Linked DNA regions of Homo sapiens: region 1 is linked to region 2. A link is a loop called in an ENCODE intact Hi-C map of the cell type or tissue named here. Cell type or tissue: B cell. All regions are shown on one strand. Links, peaks and the distances in the headings refer to the core of each region. The heading gives the core; the rest is flanking DNA.

Region 1 (10,998 bases), core at 4,883-7,382, 140 kb before region 2:
AGGAGTTTGAGACCAGCCTGGCCAACATAGTGAAACCCCATCTCTACTAAAGATACAAAAAATAAGTTGGGTGTGGTGGTGCACACCTTTAATACCAGCTACTCAGGAGGCTGAGGCAGGAGAATACCTTGAACCCAGGAGGCAGAGGTTGCAGTGAGCCAAGATCGTGCCACCACTCTCCAGCCTGGGTGACAGAGCGAGACCCTGCCTTAAAAAAAAAAAAAAAAAAGGGTTGGTGGGGAGTTCTTCAATCTGAAAGAAAAGGACATTAATGAGCAAGAAGAAGGACCGTGAAGGTCCAAAACTCACTGGTAACAGTAAGTATACAGAAAAACACAGAATATTGTAACACTGTAATTTTAATGTGTAAACTACCCATATCTTGAATAGAAAGATTAAAAGATGAACCTATCAAAAATAATAACTACAACAACTTTTCAAGACATAGCATAAAAAGATGTAAATAAAAACAACAAAGAGTTTAAAAGCGAGAGGATGAAGTTAAAGTGCAGACTTTTCATTCGTTTTCCCTTTGCTCATTTGTTTGTTTATGCGATCGGTGTTAAGTTGTCACCAGTTTCAAATAATGGATTATATATATAATGCAAGCCTCATGGTAACCTCAAGTCAAAAAACATACAACAAATGCACACAAAATTAAAGGCAAGAAATTAAAACATGCCATCAGAGAAAATTACCTTCACTAAAAGGAAAACAGGAAGGGAGAAATGAAGAGAAGACCACAAAAACAACCAGTAAAACAAGTAACAAAATGGCAAGAGTAAGTCTTACTTATCAATAATAACATTGAATGTGAATGAACTAAACTCTCCAATAAAAAGACATAGAGTGAGTCAGGTGCTGTGGCTCACGCCTGTAATCCCAGCACATTGGGAGGCCGAGGTGGGCAGATCACCTAAGGTCAGAAGTTCGAGACCAGCCTGCCCAACATGGTGAAACCCTGTCTCTACTAAAAATTCAAAAATTAGCCAGGTGTGGTGGCGGGTGCCTGTAGTCCCAGCTACTCGGGAGGCTGAGGCAGGAGAATCACTCGAACCTGGGAGGTGGAGGTTGCAGTGAGCCAAGATTGCACCACTGCACTCCAGCCTGGCTGACAGAGCAACATTCCCTCTCAAAAAAAAAAAAAAAGGAGAAATGGTTACAAATTAAGACTTGAGTAAAAACAAACAAACATAACAGAAACCCACACTGTTTAACTCAAGTCACAGGAACAGCCACGATTGTTTGTTGGATTGTTTTAAGGAGAAAAGCAGATCAAAGCTAAAGTTGGTTTGAATCTGGAACAAATGGATGACTCCAGAGAAGTAAGTTCCCTCTTGTAGCTTATCCTGATAATGGCCACAGGGTGTCAACTGCAGAGTGAAGGTGGGAGGGGATCAGGGTGTTTTCAGATACTGTTTTCTCTCCCACCTTGGCAGTCACGGCTGCTTATGTTGAGGGGCGGGAGGATGCCACTTGCTATTTATTCTTGTTCTTTATCCGAAAGCTGAACTTTTCTCTGCGATAGTGTAACTCTTCACCTTAAATGACTAAAGCCAGTCTTGTGAAAAACAGACAGCATTAGTCAGCTGGCTGAATTTTATAAAAAATAAACTTCAAGCTTACGTATTGTGAAGAAGCATTTTGATCCATAGAGTTTCTAAAGTAATTTTAAGAAAATCCCCAAAACCAACAAGGTCACTACTCAGAGTGAGGTCGCTTTACTAGCAGCATCAAGTTCACCTGGGATCTTGTTAGAAAAATGCAGAATCTTGGGCCCACCCTAGACTTACTGAGTCAGAATGTGCATTTTGACAAGACCCCAGGGGATTCGTGTTGTCCATTAGCATTTGAGAAGCACTGGTATGAAGTACTTGAAACTATCTGCAAGTATGTTATCTGAATCTTTCCAACTTACACCTAACTCAATTGCTTGCTGAATTAAATATGTATATTTATATATATCAAATACATATATATATTTGAATAGTTAAAATACAACAGGATAGCAATGTTATTGTGAGCCACCACAGTGTAGAGATGGCATCTGAGGATGTTCCTAGCAGTTATTGTGCTGGCTCACCCAACACTGTGGCTCAAACGTGGAGGCTCAGTGCTTGTACCATGACATGAACTTGACCTAACATGCCTGTGTGTGTGTGGGTACGTGGAGGATGATTGCACTAACATTACCTTACTCTGTAGCTTTAAGTATAACTTCTTTTTTTTAGACGGAGTTTCGCTCTTGTTGCCCAGGCTGGAGTGCAATAGCGCGATCTCGGCTCACGGCAACCTCCGTCTCCCAGGTTCAAGCGACTCTCCTGCCTCAGCCTCCTGAGTAGCTGGGATTACAGACATGCGCCACCACACCCAGCTAATTTTGTATTTTTAATAGAGATTGGGTTTTTCCATGTTGGTCAGGCTGGTCTCGAACTCCCAACCTCAGGTGATCCACCCACCTCGGCCTCCCAAAGTGCTGGGATTAGTCGTGAGCCACTGCGCCCAGCCTGAGCACAACTTCTTATCTGCAACACACAGTCAGAAGTTACTCTGTAAAAAATTTTTCCAGCCATTAGACATGTAAAATTGTAAGCAGTTATCATCAACACCTAGTCAGATGGAATGCATGTCAGAAATCAGAAATATGCTTGATAATGCAACAAGTACAGTTTTAAGTACATCATAATATTTTCCTTTTTTGATGAGAATCACATGAAATTAGTCAGAATTCCAGTGTTTTGAAGTTCACAAATGTGCGGTGGGGCTACAAATAGTGACTACAGCTAGGCTAGTTCATAGAGGGAAAAAAATTGATAGACGGGTCTCCAAATTTAACAGCAATTCTGAAAATGTATTTAATACATACATTTACCAATGATGAGTTGTGGAGCCAAAATAAACCTTTCTGAAGCAGCAGTAATTAAAACAACACAATTTCGGATGAACAATTCTACAGGAAAGACACAATTTCTTCTATATTCTCTTTATCAAAAATTATATGGATTGTTGCTATATGAAGAAGCGATCAGAGTTGACAGCCAAAAAATGTAGCAAACATTGTATTAACCACTTGACTAATAAAATAGTAATAAAATACTAATAAAGTATTGTTCTGGATTTTGGGATGTTAGTGGCATTTTAAATTTATAATACAGTGTGATTTTTCTTGGTCTAAATAAATGCTTTTGTTTATGGTTTTGAATTTGTAATTCAGTATTCTTTTTTGAAATACTCTTCCCCTAGTGTGTAAAATTTATGCTCCCCAAATTCTGGGTCCTGCTATAATCAGTAGTGTGTTCTTTCATGGTTTCTAGCAGTGAGTTTGTTGTAATAAAATTAGAAGATGAGCTTTCGTTGGTGCATTTAAATACTTAAGCTACATGTCTAGAAATTAAAACTAAGTGATAGGTAGGCATCTATATTAAGATCGCCACTTTGATGTGGTGGTTTCAAATGCTAGTGCTGTAGAGTCAAAGGCTATATTAATGTTACTATTCAATGAGTCTATTAATCTTGAATTTAGTGGCGAGAGACTGAATCAATTAATAAACAGTAAAACCCTGCCCTGGTTCACTAACAATAATGCTAAATCAGAACAAAGAAGCTGGAGAATTTCCTTAATCAGCGATAGACAAGGAGAACCTTACAAGATTGGTCCTGAGCTCCAGAGAAGCCAAATATCTGGGTGGGATGTAAATACTTGGGCTTATTAATGAGGTTATTCTGATCTAGGATTTTTTTTTAAATTTCTATTTAGATTCCAGCATACTGTGGCACTTCTTTCTCATAACCTCATCTCCTGAAATATGGTTTTTTTTTTTGTTTGTTTGTTTGTTTGTTTTCTGAGACAAGGTCTCGCTCTGTCACCCAGGCTGGAGAGTGGAGAGCAGTGGCATGATCATGGCTCACTGCGGCCTCGACCTCCTGGACTCAAAGGATCCTCTCACCCCCACCTCAGTCTCCCAAATAGCTAGGACCACAGGCACATGCCACCATGCCCCACTATTTTTTTTTTTATTTTTTGTAGAGACGGGGTTTCACCATGTTGCCCAGGCTAGTCTCGAACTCCTGGGCTCAAGCGATCTGCCTGCTGCAGCCTCTCAAAATGCTGGGATTACAGGCGTGAACCACTGCTCCCAGCCAAATATGTTCATCTTTATAGAAAAGTAGGCTTTGGGCTGGCACAGTGGCTCATACCTGTAATCCCAGCACTTCGCGAGGCCAAGATCACCAGAGGTTGGGACTTTGAGACCAGCCTGACCAACATGGAGAAAACCCGTCTCTACTAAAAATACAAAATTAGCAGGGTGTGGTGGCGCACACCTGTAATCCCAGCTACTCGGGAAGCTGAGGCAGGAGAATCGCTTGAACCTGGGAGGCGGATGTTGCAGTGAGCCGAGATAGTGCCATTGCACTCCAGCCTGGGCAACAAGAGCAAAACTCTGTCTCAAAAAAAAAAAAAAAAAAAAAAAAAAGGAAAGAAGACTTTGGAGAGGTCCCAGGCCCTCACATTCTATCCTTGGATCATGTGAGGGTGAACACCTGCAATAATAAGGGTATTCAGAGAGAGGCCTGGCAAAGGTGGAGTTTGCCACAACCTGTACCCACCACCTTAGATGCTGTTCTTCTGAAAGAGTGAGCAGAAAGGAGCCTTCCAAAAAGCCTGTTCAGGGGTTCTCAAAGCCATGTTCCATGGAATACGTGTGTGAGTCACACAAGTACTTTGCTTTGGAATTTAGGAAGAGCAGTCTTTTGCCAATTTTCAGAAAAAAGTAATGGCTTCAATTTTTTTCATTTTTCTTCCATAAAAGTTTCTGTAACTTTTGCTCCATGGTATTACTAGTCATTTACTGGCCAACAAAATGCGTTAAATGCATTAATAGCAAATCATATTAATTAAGATAATGCTAGCCACTGTGATGAATAACCTCCCAGCATTTGGTGGCTTGATGCAATGCAAGGTTCTCACTCAGCAACAGTGCAGTATGAGTGCTCCCAGATGGCAGGGCTCCAGGCACTATTTTTCAGCTTTGCCCTTCCCTCAGAGTGCAGAGCTCTGCAGGCAGCCTGCAGGCAGGGCAGGGGAGACGGAAAAGGTACATCTGCTTCATATTCACCTTGTAGAAGAGACACGTGTCACTTCTATTGGTGAAAGCTTGTCACATCTAGAAGCAAGTGGGGGTGAGTGGAGAAGAGGGAGGGGAAATTGTGATCCTTGACTAGGTGGCCACTTCCCAGTGACAACTCTGCTCTCTGGAAAGGGAACAGTCACAACATAGATATCTAGTTGTCCATGCAAACTAAAATCAGCTAAGAAAACCCTCAGAATTCACATAATTCCACAGCTTCCTTTCATGTGTTCATATTTGCTCTCAAATTTGATGCTATTTCATATACACATAATAGAGTCAGTCATATTTTCTGCCAGCTAAATATGCCAGGAAAACTGAGTCACCCCTTATATAAGTGCTGGGTAAGGAGGTGATCAAAAGTTGTCAAAACTGGGCCAGGCACAGTGGTTCACACCTATAATCCCAGCACTTTGGGAGGCTGAGGCGGGTGGATCACCTGAGGTCAGGAGTTCAAGACCAGCCTGGACAACATGGTGAAACCCCATCTCTACTAAAAACACAAAATTAGCCGAGTGTGTTGGCCGGTGCCTGTAATCCCAGTTACTCAGAAGGCTGAGGCAGGAGAATTGCTGGAACCAGAGGGGTAGATGTTGCTGAAATCACACCACTGCACTCCAGCCAGGGCGACAGAGTGAGACTCTGTCTCAAAAAAAAAAAAAAAAAAAGGAGTCAAATTACCATAGGAAATCTCTTGAATTGCCCTCTGCATACAGTCTGGTTAGGTCCTCCATAACCAGTATTCCCTTCAGTGGAGCAGATTGATCACTCTTTGGCTGGGACCCAGAGGAAGGAGTCAGCTTGTTTTTAATGACCATATTCAGGAATGCCACATATGGTTGCTCTAGTTGTGCACTGCCCAAAAGGGACCTTCTTAAGAGGTGTCCCGCAGTCTCGCCATCATGGATTTTTTTGATATTTACTATGGCAGATTTCCAGCAGATGGCAGTAGAGGGTCTATGCTAATGCGCCGTATACTATGACAATTCTTGAGGGCAGAAGGTCAAATTCTTATCTAGACAGGGCTGCTTTGCATTAATCCTTTTCCCATAACAACAGAGACATGGGTTCTTAATCAGAACTAATGTTTTGACTCCCACCAGACTTGCAGCATACTGGCAGCAATATTTATTGAATTCATTTCTGAGTTCTTTAGCATATATTTAACTTAGCCAGTAACAGTTGCCAGTGGAGAACATAGCTTCTCAAAATTAAAGTTACTTTAAAACTTCTTAAGATTTACAATGTTGCAGGAAAAACTGGCAAGTGCAATGATCATTTCTATTAAAAAAAAAGAGAGAGAGATCACGGAACACATATGCATTAAAACTGTTGAAGAATTTCATTTCCACAAAAGCAAAATGTGCATCTATTTCATGACAGATTAATAAATCTTAGTGATTTTGAGTCACTGTTACCAAGAACTTGAAACTTCTATTTTATGTTGGATGTTTTACATAATTTTAAACAATGGCTTTATGTTTGTTATCACTGTTCATATTGAAAAATTAATACTATATCAACTTAAATAATACTGTGTGCCTGGGTCCTGGGGTGGTGGCTGTCAGTGTGGTGAGCTGCTCACTATCTGAGATGCTCTCAGGATCCCCGCTCATTTCAGCAGCAGAACACCAGGCAGAATCTTCACAACTGTTCAGATTATTTCTCCCCTCCCATGCAGTCCCAGACTCAGAGAGTTGGATTTGGAGGATTTAAACAAGCAAGTGGTACTGTTGCGGGAAGTCAGGGACCCTGAACGGAGGGACCTGCTGAAGCCGTGACAGAAGAATATAAATTGTGAAGATTTCATGGACATTTGTTAGTTCTCCAAATTAATACTTTTATAATTTCCTATGCCTGTCTTTACTTTAATCTCTTAATCCCGTTGTCTTCATAAGCTGAGGATGTATGTCACCTCAGGACCCTGTGATGATTGCATTAACTGCACAAATTGTTTGTAAAGCATGTGTGTTTGAACAATATGAAATCTGGGCACCTTGAAAAAAGAACAGGATAACAGCAATGTTCAGGGAACAAGGGCGATAAACATTAGGTCTGACTGCCTGGGAGCCAGGTAGGACAGAGCCATATTTCTCTTATTACTGCAAACGGGTAAGAGAAATATCGTTGAATTCTTTCCCCAGTAAGGAATATTAATAATTAACAGCCCTGGGAAAAGAATGCATTCCCGGGGGGGGCCTCTAAAATGGCCGCTCTGGAGGGTGTCTGCCTTATGCAGTTGCAGATAAGGGATGAAACACACCCTGGCCTCCTGCAGCACCCCCAGGCTTGCTAGGATTAGGAAATTCCAGCCTGGCGAATTCCAGTCAGACCGGTTCTCTGCTCTTGAACCTGTTAAGATGTTTATCAACGACAATGCGTGCACAGCAGGACATGGAACTTCATTAGTAATTCTAGTTTCACCGTGACCTTGTGATCTCACCCTGACCTTCTGCCTTGTGATCTTTTGTTGCCCTTGAAGCATATGATCTCTGTGACCCACACTCTATTTGTACACTCCCTCCCCTTTGAAAATTGCTAATAAAAACTTGCTGGTTTTACGGCTCAGGGGGCATCATGGGACCTGCTAACATGTGACGTCTCCCCCGGACACCCAGTTTAACATTTGTCTCTTTTGTACTCTTTCCCTTTATTTCTCAGACTGACTGACAGGGAAAATAGAAAAGAACCTACATTGAAATATCGGGGGCTGGTTCCCCTGATATGGTACCATGTTTCCAGACGTTTTGTCAGCCAAAGGCACTGCGTTCAAGGCTCTAGAGGGGGGTTAACGTTGCTGCCAACAGGCTGCCTTCAGGGCTATTGCATCTCCCTGTGCCTGGAGAAATTTGTTGCTCACAGCTCTGGAGGCTGGGAGGTCCAAGATCAAGGTGCCAGCAGATTCGGTGTCTGGTGAGGGCCTCTTCCTGGTTCAGAGATGGCATCTTCTCTTTGTGTCCTCACATGGTAGAAGCAGTGAATGAACTCTCTAGGCCTTCTTCTACAAGAATATGAATCCCATTCATGGGGACTTTACCCTTCTGACTTAATCACCTTCCAAAGGACCCGCTTCCTAGTATCATCACCTTAGGGGTTAGGATTTCAACATACAAATTTGGGGGGAACATCCATGTTCAGTTCATTGACACAGGCATTTCATGATGAATGGATTTCACAAGACTACAACAAAGCAAGACTTTTAAGAAAAAATCCATGCCCATGGCATGGGTCTTTAAAAGTTGCCTGTCCCTAAGACAAGGCAGTTACACCAGAAACCAGGCTTTGTGTCTAGTAACTGCTACACAGTGGCAGCTGTAGTTGACAAGAATCTGATGACAGCATCCTTAAATGTGTGGCAACCCTGAAGCTCACTGGCTCCCAGACAATGATGGCTTTAGATTCTGAGGATGAGCTCTTTTTAAAAAGGAAGCATGGGCTGAACATGGTGGCTTATGCCTGTAATCCCAGAACTTTGGGAGGCCAAGGTGGGGGATCACCCGAGGTCAGGAGTTCGAAACCAGCCTGGCCAACATGGTGAAACCCCGTCTCTACTAAAAATACAAAAATTAGCCAGGCATGGTGGTGTGTGCCTGTAATCCCAGCTACTTGGGAGGCTGAGGCAGGAGAGTCGCTTGAACTCAGGAGGCAGAAGTTGTGGTGAGCCAAGATTGTGCCACTGCACTCCAGCCTGGGCAACGAAAGTGAGACTCCATCTCAAAATAAAAAAAAAAAAATAGCATGTATTTCAGGCCGGACATGGTGACTCACACCTGTAACCCCAGCACTTTGGGAGGCTGAGGCAGGCAGATCACTTGAGGTCAGGAGTTCAAAACCAGCCTGGCCAACATGGTGAAACCCCATCGCTACTAAAAGTACAAAAATTAGCTGGGTGTAGTGTCACACACCTGTAACCCCAGCTACTCAGGAAGCTGAGGTACGAGAATTGCTTGAACTGGGGAGGCGGAGGTTGCAGTGGGTGGATATCGCACCACTGCACTCCAGCCTGGTTAAGAGAATGAGACCCTGTCTTCAAAAAATAATAATAGTAATAATAAGCCGGGTACAGTAGCATGTGCCTGTTGTCCCAGCTATTCAGGAGGCTGGGGCAAGAGAATCGCTTGAGCCCAGGAGGTAGAGGTTGCAGTGAGCCCAGATCACCCATTTTACTCTAGCCTGGGGGATAAAAGTGAAACCCTGTCTCAAAAAAAAAAAAAAAATTCAAAGCTCTTTTGACAGTTCCTTTGAAATAATCCTAGTTCTGTTTCACCAAGGCAATGACTGTAAGATGAGAATTTCAAGATTTTCTTAAATGTTGGAAATTTTTTTAACTTCAGATATACTTTCAAGTGTTAAAATGAAATTTTAATTCATATGTTAACAGAAATCTTATACTCCCAGTAAAATTGCCTAAGACTAGACAGTTATGAATGACACATTACAAGTCATTTGGATGGTATTTTGCCATGGGTTCTGGTATAGCCACTGAGCCATGTGGACCAGCTCTTCATGGTTGATGGCAGCAGTTGTAAATCTTAGACCCAGACAACAAAGTTTGCTTTGACAGAATGATTTAATTTTTCCATCCATTTTGGGTGGTTATGCAAATTTTTATTCATACATTTGATTTGCCAATGTTGGATTTAAGCACAGTCCATATCTTTCCTAACTGAATCAGAGGAGAGAAATCTTGTGCGTGTGACTGTTGTATACAAAGACAGGCTAATAATCAGGGAAGAGAATTCCAAGAACATTTTTGCCAGTGCCTGGAGTGGTTTTCCAGCATAAGGGAAGGGTTGGGCTGAGCTGTGCACATCTTCCCACCCATTATCTCCCCCTGGGTAGGGGAACATGAGTCAAAGACAGATATAACTAGTTAGAGTGGGATGCAACAGCTCTTCTCCATGCAAACCTCAGCTTTCAGGGGGCTGTCAGTGAGGCATGGTTTGGTCTTTTTAGCACATTATTTTCAGTAATAAGTCAAAATGCCAAAGCAAGAATGCCACTGACATCATTTGTAGGATTTAAGATCCAATGGCTAATAATAAAGGAACTTCGGTGTGTTTTTCCTTCTTGGTGAGTGGGCTGGCTTTTGGTGATAGGGTAATGGTTACATCACCTTCTCTTCTTCCTCACCTCTAGGTGAGGCAGTGAGGGACTCACCCTCCTCTCACCACACCATGGCCTCCTTACCTACCAGCCACCGTTGAAGTTAGGCTGATGAGGTGAGCAGAAGTGGTGTCGGTGTCTGAGTGTGACTGTCCCATGATTTTCTCCTCATTTGCAGTGGCTGTGCAAGCCTTGAATTAAAGAACCTGGATCAGAAGGAGAGGGGTGCATGATGAGAAATTAGTTAATGGGTACTATGCACATTATTCAGGTGATAGATAACCTAAAAGCCCTGACCTGACCACCATGCAATCTATGCATGTAACAAAACTGCACATGTGCCCCATAAATTTGTACAAAAACAAAAAACAAGAGCCTGGATCTCTGAGCCATTACTGCCACCCACGAGACTGTGATATAATTAAGAAATAAACCTTCACTGTGTAAAGCCAATGACATTTGATATTTGCTGGTAACTTTTTATAATATTTGCCTGTGTTAGTCTGTTTTCACACTGCTGATAAAGATATACCCGAGACTGCACAATTTACAAAAGAAAGAGGTTTATTGGACTTACAGTTCCACATGGCTGGGGAGGCCTCACAATCACAGTGGCAGGTGAAAGGCACGTCTCATATGGCAGCAGACAAAAGAAGAGAGCTTGTGCTGGAAAACTCCCATTTTTAAAACCATCAGATCTCGTGAGGCTCATTCACTATCATGAGAACAGCGCAGGAAAGAACTGCCCTCATAATTCAATCAC
Region 2 (2,500 bases), core at 1-2,500:
GACCCCTTCTGTGATGTCCCCTCCTCACCATGCCCCTCCACCATGCCCTCCACTGCATGCCATCCTCATCTGACCACACGTGCGTATGCATCCATGCTTCCCATATGCTGCCTCCATTTCACCTTGTGCTGCTTCCATTTGTCTGTGTCTCTGACTCCATGCCCTCCTCCCCCATGCAGACTGCAGGGAGGGCTGCCAGGTGGAGCGGGGGCGTCCCAGTGCATGGAGCAGCAGGCAGTGAGAGCGGAGTCTCCGGTTGCCTTTCCATGTAACTGGAGCCCATGTGTGATTCTGCATCTCTGCCAGTCAGAATCTCAGGGTCCTCTTGAGATACACCACCATGGCTATAAGGGTTGGGCTCCTGGGCTTTTCAGGTTTGTAAAGCAATCTGAGAACCTGAAGGAGGCCAGGATGCAGATGCCTTTCTGATGTGATTGTCTATGGCATTAGGAATTGGTAGAATGAAAGGGGAAAGGGGAATTGTTCAGGGACACAGCTGGATGAGAGATATTGGCAGGTCCAGTGGACATGTCTAAAAGCTGGTTGGCATTGGCTGGGCACTCTCTTATGCAGCAGAGGCATGTTGCCTTGGGACTTGGTAACACAGAGAATGGGACCCTGTTCCTGGGCTTCTGGTGGTCTGAGTCAGGTGGTTTGGCAGGACCCTTCAGGGTAGGACACTGGCATGAAGCAGCATGCTTCAGAACAGTCTCCTGTCTGCAGAGACACAGCATACCAGGACACTGTCCTGCAGATGGCCTTAAAGCTGGGAAACAGTCCCTGCAACTGAGATGTCTCCGCCTTTTCCTGTAAGAGCCATAGAGTTACAAGCTAGGCAGCTGAGACTTGCCCACAGACCTAGCTTCTGCCTCCTTTTTGTTCTCCTGTGGGAGTTTTAAGTCATAGTAGGTAAGGCCCAGATGTGCTGGGATTAAGCTTCATGTGATGAGGGCTTTTAAATTCTGAATTGGAGAACTTCCATTCAAGGTATAAGCGTGCCTCTTGGTCAGAGCCTCTTGGCAAATCCCCCTTCAGGTTGTAAGATGCCCTTTGCCTCTTTACTCTGCCTGCAGTCTGTTTCCAGGGCACTGTCTCACTTGAGCCTCTGTCTCGACAGTTATCACGTCACCCATCTCTCCATCTATGGGGGATTATGGTTTCACTTCCCCACACCTGTGATTGGCTCATGGAACTATTTTGTCTCTATTCATGTTCTCTTTTTTATGTGAATCGTGTTCCTTTTTAAAATTTTCTGAAAATTCATTGTTTATTTCTTTTTACTTTATTATCTTGTTTGTGATTTTAAATTTTTCTACAGATAATGAAAAGGGTAATTTATTGGCTGTTTTAAATGTGGGAGCTAGTTTATTTCATCAGATGGGATTATATCCCTAACTTAAGTGTCATTTTTTTTCTAGGCACATCCTGTATTGTTTAAATATAGATACATTTTTATTCAGTTTTAAAGTTAGTTAAGTGAGCATTTATATATGCTATTTAGGGTTTGACTTGCGTGTGCCATAAAAATCAGCTGTTGTAATAATGGGAATGTGAAGCTTACATTTGAGAGAGTCTAACTCTGCTGATCAGTACTCAAATGTATGAAACCATATGCCACCAAATTATCTGTGGATGGTCCTTAATTTAAACATCTTTAGCACAGCCAGGAAGCTGTTCAGTCCTCAGTGTAAGTAGGAGGATCAGAAAGAACCAGTCTGTGAGCTATTTATTTTGGTGAGTCTTGTCCACAGTGCCACAGCATGGCTCTGTCATGACTTTTTATACCATTCCAAGTTACTGGAGCCATTGTTTTGGCTTAATGAGCAGGTATGTTCACACCAACATATTTATTATGTGAGAATAACTCTGTACTGCTCTGAAAGGCATCATCACTTTTCATTCCAGTTCTCTACCCTGTCCTAGGTCCTTGGTTTTTATTTTTCACCAGGGAGCTGCCCTGCCTCAGAGCTGCCCTGCCCTGATCAGAGAGCACTGTCTGGCAGGTGAGGGTCACCCAGGGCCAAGGCCTTGTGGGGGACCCACTGACAAGTCCCTGCCAGCCAAAACCACAGAGGCTCCTCAAACTTCCCTTCTTCTCATCTCTCCAAAAGTCTCCCATCCCCCTCCACCCCCGCCTGCCAAGGTGCACCACTATCGCCCCACCAGGATTTGGTGGCTTCCACCGCCTTCCTCCTGTACACTCTGTTGCTCTCCTCATACCCAAAGAGATGGTTAGACCAAGTTTTTCTTAGTCTGGGGTCTATGGGTACACCCAGGTTCTTGTACCCCTGAGATTATGTGCTGGAATTTGCATGTGTGTACAGAGGAAGTCCAGAGTGGTCACCTATTCTCAACTCCATGACCTAAGACAAGTTACAAGCCATTATTCCAGGAGTACCAGAGAAGACCCCCTTTTTCTCCCCTTTGATTGAAAGATGAATTTAGCAAATTGGGTTTAATCCCTGATGCCTTCACAGGAATGGTCCCAACCTAGCTGTTT

The links. A loop is a pair of places that touch in the nucleus more often than their neighbours do. Peaks named below come from ENCODE experiments on the same cell type or tissue, not always from the same donor. Only the 100,000 strongest peaks of a DNase experiment are listed, where the experiment ranks them.
Region 1: a loop joins it to region 2, with 5 times the contacts of the local background. A loop is called at or near these places in 15 of 110 quality-filtered maps.

Annotation. Positions count from the first base shown.
Region 1 is chr2:98,406,966-98,417,963 of GRCh38, forward strand. No RefSeq gene overlaps it. Among named protein-coding and RNA genes, the nearest start is that of INPP4A, 32 kb to the right of the region's middle. RefSeq lists an enhancer at 6,175-6,224. In B cell, for the core only: CTCF peaks have their summits at 6,090 (motif pointing right) and 6,291; a DNase peak (open chromatin) is centred at 6,076.
Region 2 is chr2:98,555,730-98,558,229 of GRCh38, forward strand. INPP4A (inositol polyphosphate-4-phosphatase type I A) reads left to right here. Exons shown (of 25, transcript NM_001134225.2): 16 at 1-79. Among named protein-coding and RNA genes, the nearest start is that of COA5, 52 kb to the right of the region's middle. In B cell, for the core only: no CTCF peak of the experiment used is centred there; a DNase peak (open chromatin) is centred at 1,112; H3K27ac peaks cover 1,276 bases.